2 separate regions of the Mus musculus genome follow, and region 1 is linked to region 2. A link is a loop called in an ENCODE intact Hi-C map of the cell type or tissue named here. Cell type or tissue: gastrocnemius. All regions are shown on one strand. Region 1 has its middle 20 kb from the start of Dnajc27. Region 2 overlaps Efr3b (EFR3 homolog B).

The links. A loop is a pair of places that touch in the nucleus more often than their neighbours do. Peaks named below come from ENCODE experiments on the same cell type or tissue, not always from the same donor. Only the 100,000 strongest peaks of a DNase experiment are listed, where the experiment ranks them.
Region 1: it touches region 2 in a loop (1.8-fold over the local background); 2 of 42 quality-filtered maps call a loop at or near these places.

What each region holds. Positions count from the first base shown.
Region 1 is chr12:4,058,644-4,066,643 of GRCm38, forward strand. No RefSeq gene overlaps it. Among named protein-coding and RNA genes, the nearest start is that of Dnajc27, 20 kb to the right of the region's middle. In gastrocnemius, no CTCF peak of the experiment used is centred here; no DNase peak of the experiment used is centred here; H3K27ac peaks cover 635 bases.
Region 2 is chr12:4,004,515-4,012,514 of GRCm38, forward strand. All of the region lies in intron 1 of Efr3b (EFR3 homolog B), which reads right to left. Among named protein-coding and RNA genes, the nearest start is that of Efr3b, 30 kb to the right of the region's middle. In gastrocnemius, a CTCF peak has its summit at 4,445; DNase peaks (open chromatin) are centred at 1,815, 2,834, 3,515 and 4,454; H3K4me3 peaks cover 930 bases; H3K27ac peaks cover 5,522 bases.

The DNA.
Region 1 (8,000 bases), 54 kb after region 2:
ACATTAGTAAAGAGAGATGACCAGGACCACAAGCCTAGAAAAGGTTCCTCAGAGCATGCCTGGCACAGTCGTTTTGTTTCCAAGAAAGATCCCCGGGGTGCTAGCTCCCTTCCCTCCCTGTAGCCACATGTGGAGCCAGAAGCAAACTCTAGCACCTTAGGTTCTGATTTGGCATGATAAGCTCCTGGCCTCTCAGAGGGGTCAATTAAGCCTTGTGACGATTTCTGCTACAGGGCTGGAGAGAAAGAAGATGGCTCAGCAGTTAAGAGCACTGGCTGTTCTTCCAGAGATCCTGAGTTTAATATCCAGCAATCACATGATGGCTCACAACCATAATGGTATCTGATGCTCTCTTCTGACATGTATAGAGTACTCATATACATAAAATAAGTCTTAAAATTTTTTTTCTGCTACATTGGATACACCAGCCAGGACAGGAGCAAGAGAGCTTGCTCTGGTACAAGAGATCCAGCAGGCTGACCAGCTCAGATACCTCTTATCCCAGACAGGGCTTTGAGTTGGCCTACCCCAACATCTAGCCCATCCTTGAACAGAGGATAAAGGGACCAGCCCTGAAGATCCAAAGCCGCAGGGTCTCCATGACACAGGGTAACAACAGGATATCCCAGAGGAGTCCCAGTGAGGTTCCAGTACTGATGGTGTAGCAGAAGCCAGAGGCCTTGTGACAGACAGACCAATGACTCATTGCAAGGAACATTTGCAAGCAAAGAAGTGTGGGAAGCGGGTCTACTATGGGACACACTGTGACACACTATAGATTCCACAAGGAGATGTTTTTTCTCTGTTGGGGAGGTTGCAAAAGTGAAAGACATACGAGGGAGGGGGAGATGGGTGGGGATTGGGGTGCATGACGTGAAGTTCATAAAGAATAAATAAAAAGTAAAAACAAACAGATTTCTGCCACTATGACATTATGAAAGTGCCATATGATCTTTACTAACTTCACTTCAGGTGGGTCCTGGGGTTCTGGGGTTGGTTTGGTGCTGCTGTGCATTCAACTGCTAAATTCTGTAACCCTAGATCTGGTTGCCCCAAGAGTGAATTCTCACATACACCAGCTTTTGCGCAAACCTTGCTCCCCAAGTTAATTAGTCAATAAAAGGCTAAAGTCTGTGATTGGGCAGTAGAGAGAGATAGGCGGGACTTACTAAGAAGGAGAAAGGCACTCTGGGAAGAAGAAAGGGGAAAGCCCTTTCATCAGAAGACATCAGAATAGATGTGACTACCGTCCTAGAAGGTATAACTAGCCACGTGGCTGGAAGGGGCTAGGTGGTTGGGCTAACTTAGATGAGCTAGTTTGTAGTCTACCCAGTTAAGGCCTAAACTTTGAAATACTACAAGGTCTCTGATTATTTGGGGAACTAGCTGGCTAAAGAATAACTGCCATAGCATTAATTTCCAGCAGTAGTTAATATATACGGAATATTAATAATTGTCTTTTACATAGGTGATGGTTGACTGAGATTGTCAACTTCATTTAGAATCACCATTAGGCTAGAGTAATCACTCAACAGTTAAGTCCTGGAATTGCTCTTCCAGAAGACCTGAGTTCAGTTCCCAGCAAATGCTGGGTGGCTCACAACTGCCTGCAAGTCTAGATTCAGGGGATCTAGCACCTCTGAGGGCACCTTCCCCAACTCACACATAAATAAAAAGAAAAATAAAATCACCATGGAAACAAACATTATGTCATGTCTGTGAGAAGTTATTTACATGAACTTAGTTAAGCTGGGCAGCACCATCCCTGGGCTGGGGTCGCAGACTGAATGAATACAGAGGTGACAGCAGGCTGAGCAGCAACACTTATCTCTCAGCTTCCTGATTGTGGACACAACGTAACTAGCTGCCTCCAGCTCCTGCCACCATGCCCTGCCCACCATGGTAGACTATAATAACAAACCCAGCCAAGATACACTCTCTTTGCCTTAGCTTGCTTTTGTCAAGTATTTTGGCTCAGTGTGAGACAGCAACTAGGGTAATCCCCAAACACTATCTCAAATTGGGACAGATTGCAAGTATCCTTTTATTTCTCTTGACTCTAACCTTCCTCTCTTCTGTGTCCCTCCAAAACTCATACGTTGATCTGCTGCTCTGCTCTGTGACGTGGCGTTAGGAGGAAGTTAGATAAGAAGGATGGGACCCTCAGGAGTGGAATTGGTGTCCCCATAAAAGGAGCCCCAGAGAAATGTCTTGTCATTTCTCTGCAATGTGAAGGCAACAACTGTGCATAGTCAACAATATCTATAACTACAAGAGACTCCTGACAAAGTTCTGGCATTGCTGGTATTGCACGTTGGAGCCTCCAGAGCTCTGAGCTTTGCTGTTTGAGCCCCAGGCCTTGCTGCTCTATTGCAGCAGCTGGGACTGAGAACTTGGATCAAGCTGCTGTCTTGGGTCTGTCATTTCTCCTTCCCATTCTCTTTAACGGAACCTAGATATACAAGAACAATGAGGAAGGAATTCCGTGTGTCGTTTACCCAAATGCAAACACCGATAACATTCGATCACTCTAACCTGTCCAATGTGTTATACACACAACTCATATGCCTCCATGTCACTGGATGGATGGTGATGGCACACCCTTTAATTCCAGCACTCGGAAGGCAGAGGCAGGTAGAACTCTGTGAGTTAGAGGCCAGCCTGGTCTACAGAGCAAGTTCCAGGACAGCCAAACAACACGTTTTCTTAAATACTGAGCTACCCAGCCTCACTCCTGGACTTTTAGTCAAATCCTCATGCTTGTGACGCAAGCATGTTACCTACTGGATCATCTCCACAGCCCAAGGCTGTTTTTATTCTTGGGTAGTAGTAGGGACCTAAGGAATAATGTTGGGATATTGCCAATCTACTTTTAGACTTTCAGGGAAATGTTCAATGTATGCATATGTACATATATGATAGATATGAATACTTCTGGATTGTTTGCTTGCTTGCTTGTTTTTTGAGATAGGATTTCTCTGTGTAGCCCTGGCTGTCCTAGAACTCACTCTGTAGTCCAGGCTGGCCTTGAAGTCACAGAGACCATCTTGCCTCTGTCTCCTAAGTACTGGGATTAAAGAGATGTTCCGTCATGCCCAGGCATGCATGCCTAGCCTCACTTGTTCTTACAGAGGACCCAAGTTCGATTCCCAGAAGCAACCCAGCAGTTCACAGCCACCTGTAATTCCGGTTTCAGAAATCCAACATCGTCCTCTGACTTCTGTGGGCACCAGGCATGCACGTGATGCACAGATATCCATGAAAACAAAACATTTATACATACAAAATCAAACAAATACAAAAAACTAGAGTGAAGAGGATTAGATGAAGACATAGGCTTCAACCTCTGGTCTCCATACATGTGCATGCAGGTGCTCACATGTATGAACATGTTCCAGCATATATATACACATGCAAACACACATGTACAACACACACATAGACAAATAAACAAACCAATAGCAGCTAATTGCTGAAAAGAAAACACAAGTGAAGACCTATGCACAACACTTGGCTCATATTTACATTCTCCAGTTGTCCTCAGAATGTCTTTGAGAGCTGTTTTGGTTCTTGGTCAAGTATTCTGTATTTTGTACGGCTGCACTCCTTTTACTTAGAGCCAACTCTTTTGTTTTTATTTCTCTTCCTTCCTTCCTTCCTTCCTTCCTTCCTTCCTTCCTTCCTTTCTTTCTTTCTTTCTTTCTTTCTTTCTTTCTTTCTTTCTTTCTTTCTTTCTTTCTTTTTCCGAGACAGGGTTTCTCTGTGTAGCCCTGGCTGTCCTGGAATTCACTTTGTAGACCAGGCTGGCCTCGAACTCAGAAATCCGCCTGCCTCTGCCTCCCAAGTGCTGGGATCAAAGGTGTGCGCCACCACGCCAGGCTTCTGTTTTGATTTCTTTTTGTTCATCGTGACACTGAAGTTTTAAAGGATTTCAACCAGCTTCTTGCATTCTGGATATTTCTGGTTATTTCCTCATGCTTAGACTGAGATCTCTGAAAAGAGGCCTATGCATGCATCTTTCTTTGAGTCATCTCAGAAGGCAGCCAGTATCAGCTTGTACACACTGCTGAGTTTGGCTTCCTCCTTAGCGCAGTCCCTGGATCTTTCCTTTGTAGAAGTGCAGTTTCTCCCTTTGTGTTTCTCCACAGAGCGGTTCTGAGACTGTGTGAGGAGTGTATCTTTTGGTGGTCATCTTCATCCTTGCTTGAACTGAGGCTGCAAATGATTCTTTCTAATTGACATAGGCAGCATTGTCTCTGAGGAATCGCATCTCACCCCCTGTGCTCTCCCGAAGCCGACTCCTGACTTCTTCCTGCCTCCAAGTGGGTTCCCCACACTCAGCCTGCTGCAGACTGAGCTGTGTGAGTACAGATCTGGACTTGTTCATGCTCTGCTCAAACCCTGCGGGGACACACTATGTGAGTACAGATCTTGTTCACGCTCTGCTCAGACCCTGCGGGGACACACTGGGATCTACAAGCCTGTCCCTGGACCCTGCAATCTGGTTCCTTCCTGCCAGTTCAGGCTTATCTCTCTGTGCACCCCTTAAAGTCTACACCACCAACGCCCATATGCACACCTTCCAACCTCATCTGCCATCTCCTGGCCTTGAGCTTCAGCTCACACATCACCTTCTCTGAGGCCTAGTGAGAACCTGTCTGAGAATGAAGCCCACTTAAGGGCAGAGAAACCCACAGAATTAATGACATTATTTAAACCTCCAAACCCAAACACTTGGGAAATATCTCAAGTCAACAAATGCCAACCTTCTTAACTTTAAAACTGACAGAATCTTAATAAAGATAAGCATTCTAGAACATTCTGTTCTTGGTTAAGCAAGCAAACAGAATTGGGTAAAATTTTTATTTTCATTTGATCTTTTGTTTAAAAAAAATATATATATACATACATATATATGTGTGTGTGTGTGTGTGTGTGTGTGTGTGTGTGTGTGTGTGTGTAGTGGCTATTCCTGGTTGTCAACTTGACTATATTTGGAGTGAACTACAATCCAGAATTGGAAGGCTCACCAGTCATCCTTATCTGGAGGCTTGGAGATAGAAGTTTCTGATCTAGATCTTGGTATGGAGATCTTGAGGCATAGTGGCTATGGATTCCAGAAGATTAAATCTCCAAATTCAAGGTCATTCGGGATTAAAGGTGTGGTGGAACACACCTTTAGTCTGGGCTATACCTTCTGCTGGAGACAATATAAGGACATTGGAAGAAGGGAGTCTTGCTTTTGCTCCTTCGCCTGCTTGCCGTGTGAGACTGAGTAACTGCTAGATCCTTGGACTTCCATTCACAGCTACTACTGAACCATTGTTGGGAATTGGGTTGCAGACTGTAAGTCATCAATAAATTCCTTTACTATATAGAGACTCTCCATAAGTTCTGTGACTCTAGAGAACCCAGACTAATACAATATATGTATGTATATATGTGTATGTGTGTGTATGTGTATATATATATGTGTGTGTGTGTGTGTGTGTGTGTGTGTGTGTGTGTGTGTGTGTAGTGTGTGTATGTGGGGGGGGGTGTGGTGCAGGAAAACGGCTCAATATCTAGAGGTACTTGCTGCTAAGCCTGATAATTTGAGTTCAATATCTGGGGCCCACATTGTGGAAGGAAAAAACTGAACTGGCTCTTCCAAGTTGTCTACATCCCACTATAGCCTGCTTGTGCACTCACATGTATCCACATACATAGGTACATACATACATACATACATACATACATACATACATACATGTAATAAAAAATTTTAAGCTTTTGAGATAGTTTTGCCTTATATCTCAGGCTGGTCTCCATCTAGAGATCTCCCTGCTCCAGCCTCCCTAGTTCTAGGGCTAAGAATGTCTATCGTCACATCTTTACCTGGCTTCTTTCTTGCTCCTTGAGAACCATGCAGAGGCTTGCACCAACATCATCTCTAGAACCCCAAGTTCATCTCCAGCACGCCCCACCTCTACCGAGAACTCTGGTGCCAGCCAGGAAGACAGTACATTTATCTGAGCTGTCCCTTGCATGCCTCAGACAGAGGAGAGAGTATATTCGGGGCCCCATGCTCATCTTCATGACTCCTGTGTCTCTTCCAGATGAGCAAAACAGCCTTAGGCGGCATGCTGGGAATGGCGAAGAGCCAGGATTGTCACCTGTTTCTGTTCCAGCGGTCCATTAAATATTTTTGGTGGGCTGTGATGATGCATGCCTTTAGCATCACCCAGCACTTTGGAGGCAGAGGTAGGAAGATATTTTAATAGTTAAGGAAAAGCCTGGACTATGAGCTACAAGTACATTTCAGAGTAAATCTGACTAAATGAAGACCCTGTCAGAGAGGAAAGTGGGGAGAACATGATTCTGTCCTGCTAGCCCAGCTGAGCATCCTACATGGGAAATTTTTTAGGAGGGGAAATAGCCAAGCTCTTTAAAGAGAGTGGGTTTCATGACTGTAATTTGAATTAGTTTAATTAGATGCTTTTCTCCTAACTATTCGTTGAGAGAAACCGTCCCATGAGAACCAAAGTTGGGAAGTATGGAAGGACAAAGAAGGCACATGCTCTCAAGGTCTGGGGATGTGGTTGTTGCCTCAAATGGAGTGTGTGGAGCACAGAATTCCCTGGGCAGAAGTAAACCTGACAAGGAAACCAGTGCAAAAAGATGGCGTCCAGGCACAGAAAGGTGAGGAACACCGTGACAAACCGCTAGTCTCCTCAAATGTCTGCTTCAGAGATACAAAGATGAAGGTTGTAAGAGCTTTTAGGTCTCTGTGTTGGGGTGAGGAGATGGTCACACCCACCTTCCTCCTCTAGGTCCTCAAAGCTTGGACCTCCATTTTTCAAACAATTGCCACAGGTTTTCATCCCTAGGGAAGAGGCGAAACTCTGCCTCCGAATGATGCAGACATATGGAAGGAAATAAGGAGAATTTATTTCCTCAGACTCTTTCTGGAGTCCACCCTGTAGCCTGGAGTCATAGCTCTACCCTGCAACAGTAGGAAGCCACACCCTTCCAGGTCTTGCAGACACCACCACCACAAGGACCATGACAACCATCACCATAACAACCACCACACTTTTTTTTTTAAAGATAGTATCTCATTGGGGATAGTGGTTCACACCTTTAATCCCAGCACTCTGAAGGCAGAGGCAGACAGATCTGTCTCTGTGAGATCAAGGAGAGCCTGGTCTACAGCTCAAGTTCTAGGGCAGCCAAGGCTACATAGAACAACCCTGTCTCAAGAAACCAAACCAAAGAAAACAAAAGAAAACAAAAAACAAACAAACAAACAACAACAACAACAAATACCAAAACCCACCAACAATAACAAAAAGATAAGGATTCTCATAGCCCACACGGACTAGCCTCAACCCTGCCTAGCCTCAAACCTGCCATACAACTAAGCATGGCTTTGTACCCTCTACTTCCTCAGTGCTGGAACTGCAGGCACCACGCCCAGCTCAGGCAGGGTCCAACCCAGGGCTTCTTGTGTACTAGATAAACACTTTATCAACTAAGCCCCAAACCCAGGCCTATGTTCCCTTTACTCCCAGTTCCGGCGTCGACTGTTAGTTGAAGAAGATGCTGAAGGGGACCGACCTAAGTTTCAAAAACCTGCCCCAAGGCGACCTGGAATGACAAATGATGAATGTGAAGCCCAGGAGAAAGGAGAGCCTCCTTATCGCCTTTGTGCCACAAGGCAGGATTCAGAGCAATCCTGACCGCCTCCTCTGAGCCCCACTTTGATACAATGTGAGCAAAGGGGATGCCAGGGCAGGACCTCACTTCCAGTGTTAAGTAGAGCCAGAGAGCTTAACCAGGGGTGGCGGGGACTCAGAGAACTGAGACGACAGAGAGGAGGGGAATGAAGGCTGGTATGGGTGCTGCAGGCGCTGAACTTGCCCTTTATCTCCTGCCTGTCCCTGGTCCCTGAGGATGTCATTAGCCTAGCAGCTGTTCCACTCAACCCCTTGCTTACTACAGGCACATTCTGGGTCTCT
Region 2 (8,000 bases):
GCTAGTTCTCCGTCCCAGCCCTTTCCTGGTCCAAGGTTTTTTGTCAGTCACTGGGGGAATGGAAAACTAAGAACAATATAGCAGGATTTTACAAAGCTACATTTATTTAAAAAAGAAGCCCCAAATGACTCTGTTCAGGATCTCCAAGGCTAGGAAATGATGCTGTTTGGAAATCAACAATAAGACTGGTTAAAAAAAAACCCTCCAGCATTAGAAACTTAATGGGTCAAGGAAATAGAAACTTCTGGAAACTGTCCTCATTAGCCTTCTTCCCGGGCAGGGCCTTCCTCTGCTGCATCCCAGCTCCTTTGTGCTGGGAGAGTGGGGGTTGTGCAGAAAGTGGACGGGAGGAGCGTTCACAGAGGAGCCTGGGAAAGTCCATCCCAGAAGAAAACCAAGTGCCCCGTCCATCCACCAATTACAGAGGAGTTCTGTTTGTACACGCCCTCCTCTTGAAATGCAAATGTTCCCCGGGAAGGCTAGGGGTCACTGAGAAAAGAATGACCAGCATTAGTGGGAATTCCCACACAAAGACCTCAAAATCCCGTTCAGTAGAACCTTCTAGACATTTGGGTGTTAGGGTGTTTATATGAAGAAACCAGCTCGCAGGTGTCTGAAACCCATCCTGTTCTGTTGGGAGCTAGAGTTTTGTTTGTTTTTAAACCTTTTCAGGGTGGGGATGTGAAAGGAATAACATGGGTTAAGAGGGAGGAAAGGCGTGGTCAAAGTTTTGTCCGTTGTAAGTAGTTCGCCATATTGATAACTCTAGAGCTGTGTAGCTCAGTGTAGCCCAACAGAGGAGTCATCAGGACACAGCCCAGGGCTGGATGCATGAGCATCTTATTATCTGCTCCCTTTTAGAAAGCAAACAGTCATAATCAGAAGCGAGAGAGATTTTTCTGGAATCTCAGCCGTAGAGCAGAAAGCCCTATATAGCAGCCATACTTCCCGGGCAATCCCTTAGGCAAAGAGCTGGGGATTCTGGGCTGAGGCTTGACCTCTGGAAGCCAAAGCAGGTATAGCAAGTGCTGGAAAGCCTGCACTGAGTTTTCTACCAGATTCAGAGCAGGTGAATTTAAAGGAGACGTAACCCTGCCAGGGAAAAACCAAGGAAAGCATTAAGAAGCAACTGGAAACAGTCATCAGAACGAAAATTCAATAGGCATGTCTATGTTCCTTTAACCTTGCTCCCAAGAGCATTGATTCTTAATGTTTGCACACAGAAGCAGGTGGAGATTAACTCTCAGTCACTCGCCTATAATGTACCTTTTAATTCTGATCTATTTTATTTCTGAGAGAGAATTGCTCCACCTATTTTAAGGAAAATGAAGGAAAAGTAGCCTGGCCAACTTCCTGTTATATCAATGGATAATCAAAAATCAAATGATTAACAAAAAGTTAACAGAAATACCCAGTTAACAAGGCTTCAGTAGCACCCAACAACTTGAAAATTAAACATGGCCAGACTGCCCTGGTCCCCTCCTCCTTCCTCCCCTAGGATTCCTCAGGCCCGATGCAAGGGCTCCTCACAGGACATGTGCATAGATGATTCCCACCCATGGTGTGTGGTGGGGGGTGGGCACTGAGCTCATTTCTCGAGGACATGATGAAGCAGGCATGCTGGAGACGGTGGCCAGGGGTTGGGGTACTCCTTCCGGCACAGCACACACTGCACACCCTGGCCTCCTCCCTGGCCTCTGCATGTCCAGAGCCATCTCACCAGATGACCCTTTCCTGAGGGTCTGGTGTGCAGTCACGGTGAGAGCACGGGCCCAGCTCTGGCTGTTGTAGATCTGATGGCGAACAGCCCGGGGTTACTGGCAGCATCATCTGGTCTCAGTGCTGGGATTCTCAGCCTTGCCAACTTCTGCCCACTGCAGCCTTTTCTCCTGCCTGCCCCCACCCTGTGTTCTTGACCAATCTGTCCCTTTGGCCAGAACTGCCTGTGACAAGTGGAAGATAAAAACAATATCCCAATCCTAAGCATTGCTAAACATTGCAAACTTTTCAAAAATCTAGGCCTTCTCTGGTGACACCTTCTTCCCAGTCCATATGACCTGCAGGTCCTCCAAAACACAAGGCAGGCAGTCTCCTTTGAATTTCTTGTCTTCTTGCCTTGCTGCCTCTGGCTCCCTTAGGCTCATCTTTAACATCCAACAAACCCCAGGGTTTACTGACTGCTTTGGGTTAAAAACTAGGCCAAGATTTCATAAGTATTTCACACAGAGCCTGTCGAGACCCGGGAAGATAGAGGCAGGGTCTGAGAGCTCAAACTGCCCAAGAGCTCACAGCGTGTGTATGACTCTGGCAGGAGGCTCCCTAGCCCCCTCACTGCTATAACTGGAATGCATCCTCAACGGCTCCCCAGGCTCATTCTGCATTGTTCTCTGACGCTGGGTTTAAACCTGATGCGTGGCTCTCTCCTGTCTGTCCAGCCACTGGCCAGTCGTCTTCTTCTCATCCATTTCTGAAGGAGGGAGCATTAAGGCAACTCTGGTTTAGTTTACTCCCAGTTGAAGAGTTAGCATGGCTCCATTTCTGCATCAAAAATCTCAACCCTTGCACTTAGCACTTGACCAGGGAAGCCCATTCAAGGGGGGTGGGGCTGGGGTGTCACCCTATTCCTCAGCCATCCTCCACTGAATTCAGACACTTGCTTAATTCTCTACCTCAGAAGGCTCAGGCCAATGGCAGAGAGCAAAAGGGACAGAGGGTGGGACATGCAGCAAATGAGGTGACAGGGATCCTGGGTACCAGCTGGTGTGGGTGGTGACCAGCAGCAATAAGCACCCTGATTCAGGGCCTGGCCCAGGCTGGCCCTCCTTCCCTAACGCCTCTCTCTGCCAGCAGTCATTCCTTCCTCTCTGCCCACCCTGACTCAGGGCCTGGCCCAGGCTGGCCCTCCTTCCCTAACGCCTCTCTCTGCCAGCTGGAGTCTGCGAGAAGGCATACTTTGCACTGAGTCTTCCAGGCAGAGCTCAGGCTGTTATTTCAGTGATTCATCTTTTCTTCCTCTAAAGCAACTAAATTGTCCAGGTCTCGTGTCCTGCAACCTTGACCTCTGTACAGTATTCTGAGCCCAACAGGCCTGAAGGCTTACTGACATGAGTGTGCCTGCTTTCACCTGCTTTTGATCAGCATGAGACCCAAGGAAGTCCTCTCCTCTTGGCTCTTATTTTCTGTCTTAAAAACATCAGCTCCATCATCCCCATTCACACATACACAAAGCCTTTTTACTCAAAATAGCCCATATTTATTTTCTTCTATAATCTCCCTGTAAAAACAAAGGCTAGACTTGTTCGTCCCTACCAAAGTAAATGGAATTTTAAAAAACAACCAAACAATTCACAATAAAGTCTAACTCAGGGCTAATGGCACAGACGGCCCTTTTAGATGAATTGGAGGAAATGGGACAAAGTTCAGAGAGAAAGGCGGGTCACCCCCATGCAGTGCGTCCCACAAGGACCCAGCTTGTGTTCAATGGACACTGCTTAAACTCCAGCAGCTGTACAGTGTTGCTGAACCATTTGGCCAGGAGAAGGAAGTTAAATATAAACACAGGCTGCCATCAAGGATCCTGTCCTTTAGTTGGGTTAGAGAGGACCCCTTCACCCCCCCCCCAGAGTTGCTGGTGTGGCCCAGTGAGTTCAAGGGGGTCCATCAAGCTGAAGCTATGAGAGTTGGATAAACCCAGAAAAGCACCTAAAGAGGCAAGACTTGAATTGGCTCGTGACAGGTAGGACACCTAATGGAAACTCAAGCCACTGACCAGGGAGGAGATCCATAATCTCCTGGTCCCTTGTTTCTATTTTTAAAAGGCATCATGCTCAGAGACAAATTTATAAAGTAAAATACTGTAATCACATTGTTCAGAAATCGTGATGGACATGGGGAGGGGCATTTGCTCTCTGTCTGTTTCCTTGTTTTCAAATGTTTAAAACACATGCTTGAAATTTGGATCCCACAGGGCACTGTCAAAGCTTACTTTCATCTTGTGTCAGACATGCCCTCACCTTCTCAGTACGTATCCTTCCCTGGAACTCTAATGGCTGCTTGTTATTCAGTCTCTTGACCAAGTGCTGACTTATTTAATCCTTCCTTCTTGTTCCTGATTTCTCACTGCTCAGAGTGAGGCAGCCATTTGCCCTGGGTAATTAAAACCAGAGAGCCACACGGGCGCAACCTGCGTCTGCCCAGTCGGTGATTAGGACATTGATGGTATCCTGTGGCTGCGGGACAGGTGTACTGTTGTGGGGGGTGGGGGGAGCGGGCACAACGGCGGTCGCCAGCACCTGTCTCTTACCCTGGAAGATTAGAGATGGAGAAGAGTAAGAGAAGATTCGGGTGAAAACGGACCTGGGGAAGGAGTCAGGAACTGGCTTCTAGACAGTCTCCACTGAAAAAAGAATTCTGCGGCAGCTGAATTCTCTTCAGGGAGGCAGACAGTCCAGGAGCTGGCAGTAGCGGGCTGACCTTTCACGCTCCAGAGCCTCCAAGATGCTCACCGCTTTCCAGCCAATCTCTCTGGGCTAATCAGATTGCCACCTTAATTGAGAACAGGAGTTTGAAAAGAAATGTGTCTGATTGATTTAGTGTCCGGACTTCAATTCTTTACTACCTGTGGGCTTCCCCTGAGGGTTTTAGGACCACGTTCCAAACAGATAACAAATAAAACCAAACACAATCTCTTCCGATTGACTGACTCACGGGACCACAGACAGTAGGAAATAATTATATCACCATGTCCAGGGTCCTGATAGCTTGGTTTTTGAACCCCAGTCCTAGCTCTAACAAGGTATATAGACTGAGGCAAGGTATCTGAGCCATGTGTGCCTCGGTCTAGGCAGCAGTGACATGGGACTGAGGAGATCTGTTCTTGGGCTTTAACAGAGATTAACTGGAAACAAGCAAAGGTCTTAGCTGTTTCTGCCACAAGCTAAACACTCAGTTTACCACAGCCTTCATCACCAGCACCACGACCACACCACCAACCATGTGGCATGTGACAACTGATTATTATTTAGATTTATTTTTATTTATGTGTATGAGTGTTTTGCCTTTATGTACACATGTGTACCTGGTGCTTGCAGAGGCCAGAATCCTAGGTCCTCTCTAAGTACAAGTGCCCTTCTTCAGTCACTGAGTCATTTTTCTGTCACTACCACCGCCACCATCAGCGGCGGAGTCTCTAGCCCAGGCTGGCCTCGAACTCCCCCATATAGTTAAGGATGGCTTTGAATTTCTGGCCCTCTTCCTTCCACCTCTCAAGTACTTGGATTATAGGCACACACTATCCCAGGCAAGGCTCTGCAGCACTATCCCAGGCAAGGCAAGGCTCTGCAGTACTGAACGAGTGGGCCATGGATACACAGCCAAGGTTCCACGCATGCTAGATAAGCATTCTATTAACTTGGTTACACCCTCAGTTTCAAGTGATAGGGGACAGTTGCCTTCATCCAGTCACCGCAGGAACAGCCCCCTCTTTCTGACAGGGTCAAAACCAAGTTTATGTTCCCAAGTTCCGTAACCAACGTCTAAACTGCTTCTCAGTTGTTTTATGTTTGTGTGTTAACCAGGGAAGGATGTGAAGAGGGAAGGTGGTGTTATCCCGTTATTTAAACTAAGGCACACATATAATAAATGTATGGCCTGTCTTGACTTAATTGGCTACCGGCTGACTGCCCAGTCCTTTGTTCCCTTATCATTCTAAATTCTGACCAGAGTCCAGGAGGGGACCTGACTCAAAAGCTGACTCAAGGACCCTGAAACCAGATGACATGGATAAGGTCCCGTCACCAACGTTAACTTCTTTGTTTAACCCCTTGTGTCAAAATATGTTTGGTCAATGCAACAGCCCACCCTGTCCCCCCTGTGCCCCCATCCTATTAAAATGTTGCATAATCTCCCTTCAGGGACTTGGTTCAGATCCTGAACTGGCTGCCTCCCTATTGGAGAAGAAAATAAAGCTTTCATTTTTAGGCTTCTGTCTCTGAAGTGAGTTTTCTCAGCTTGCATCCAGAGCACAACACAAGTAATTATTATTAACATTTCTAGGGTTGGGGAGAAGTCACAGCCAATACAGGGCTTGCTGTGCGCTGATCCCAAACAACTCAACAACTCAAAAGCTGAGGGTTGTATCCTATGTCTGTAACCCCAGAGTAGAAGGGGCAGACATAGGCAGATCCCTGCAGCTTGCTGCCCCGCCAGTACAGCCAATGGGTGAACTCTAGGTTCAGTGAGAGAACTAGTTCTGAGAGGTCCTGTCCCAGAATAAACCCAGTAGCAACCTCTGGCCTCCACCTGCACGTGCTCTCACACACTAACACACAGTTTCTTTCCCAGCTTGGAAGACGTCAGGAGAGAGGTAAATGAAATAGCACTACAGATTTCTAGTCTTGGTTTTACTTATTTATTTATAAATTTGTACTTATTCATCCAGGCAGTGGTGGCCCGTGTCACTCCCCAGCACCTAGGAGGCAGAGGCAGGTGGATCGCTGAGTTTGAGGCCAGCCTGGTCTACAGAGTGAGTTCCTGGCAGGAAAGCCAGGGCTACCCAGAGAAATCCTGTCTCCAACAACAACAACAACAAGATGTATTTATTCTATGTATATGAGCGTTTTGCTTGCATGTATATATGTGTACCAAAAGTGTGCCTGGTGCTTATGGAGTCAGAAGAGGGCACAGAATCCCTTGAAACTGAAGTTAGCATCTTTGTGGATGCTGGGAACCAAACCCCGGCCCTCTGAAAGAGCAACAAGTGCTCCTAGCTACTGAGCCATCTCTCTAGCCTCTCTATATTTTATGCTTGGGGTGTGTTTTAATTAAGGTTACTGCGATGAAACACCATGACCAAAAAGCAAGGTGGGAAGGAAAGACTTTAACTGGCTTACAATTCCATATCACTGTTCATCATCAAAGGAAGTCAGGGCAGGAACTCAAACAGGGCAGGAAGCTGGAGGCAGGAGCTGATGCAGAGGCCATGGAGGGTGCTGCTTACTGGCTTGCTACTTGTGGTTTGCTCAACCTGCTTTCTTAGAGAACCCAGGTATGGTACCGCCCACAATGGGCTGGGCCCTCCCCCATCAATCCCTAATTAAGAGAATGCCCTACAGGCTTGTCTACAGCCCGATCTATTTTCTTAATTGAAGTTCTTTTCTCTCAGATGACTTCAACCTGTGTCACGCTGACAGAAAACCAGCCCAACACAGTATGTGAAGCACACATAGCTGTTGAGAAAGCCTATCCCAGACCCAGAAGACACCCACGCCCTCTCAGATAGTCAAGGGCAAAGCTCTGTGGGGAAACACCAGTGGAGGGTGGTGACCGTGGCCAGCAGCCACTGCAGGCGTGTTCTGAACTCGTCTGTGCTGGACACTCTGCCTTCTTTCAGTGAATCTTTACAGTTTCTGAAGTTGGTAAAATTATCTTTGTATTCCAGATGGTGGCAAAGCCGGGCTCTCCTCCAATATGCTGACTTGTAGAAATGAAAGATTTGAGGTCTCTCTTGCAAATACCTCATATTGTTGCTAGGTAAAAAATAGAAATATGAATATATTCAGAAGGAGTATGAAACACATAGGTTCATACACATTAAATGTTGCGCGCACACACACGGGGTTGCTGAGGAGACTGGAGCTGGGGTGGTAAAGTGTCGGGGTAGAGTAATTTTGAACATTTCTTTCTTTTTTCTTTTTTGTTTTTCGAGACAGGGTTTCTCTGTATAGCCTTGGCTGTCCTGGAACTCACTCTGTAGACCAGGCTGGCCTTGAACTCGGAAATCCACCTGTCTCTGTCTCCCGAGTACTGGGATTAAAGGCGTGTGCCACCATGTCCGGCTTGAACGTTTCTTAAGAGAAGAATTCCACTATACTGTGAGAAAAGGCAGCATTCACTGTAGGAGAGGGTAGAAGAAACCCACATTTCCTGAATGTCTATTTTTTATTCTGTGTGTGCATGTGTGTTTGTGTCTCCACATGCATGCAGGTGTCCACAAAGGCCAG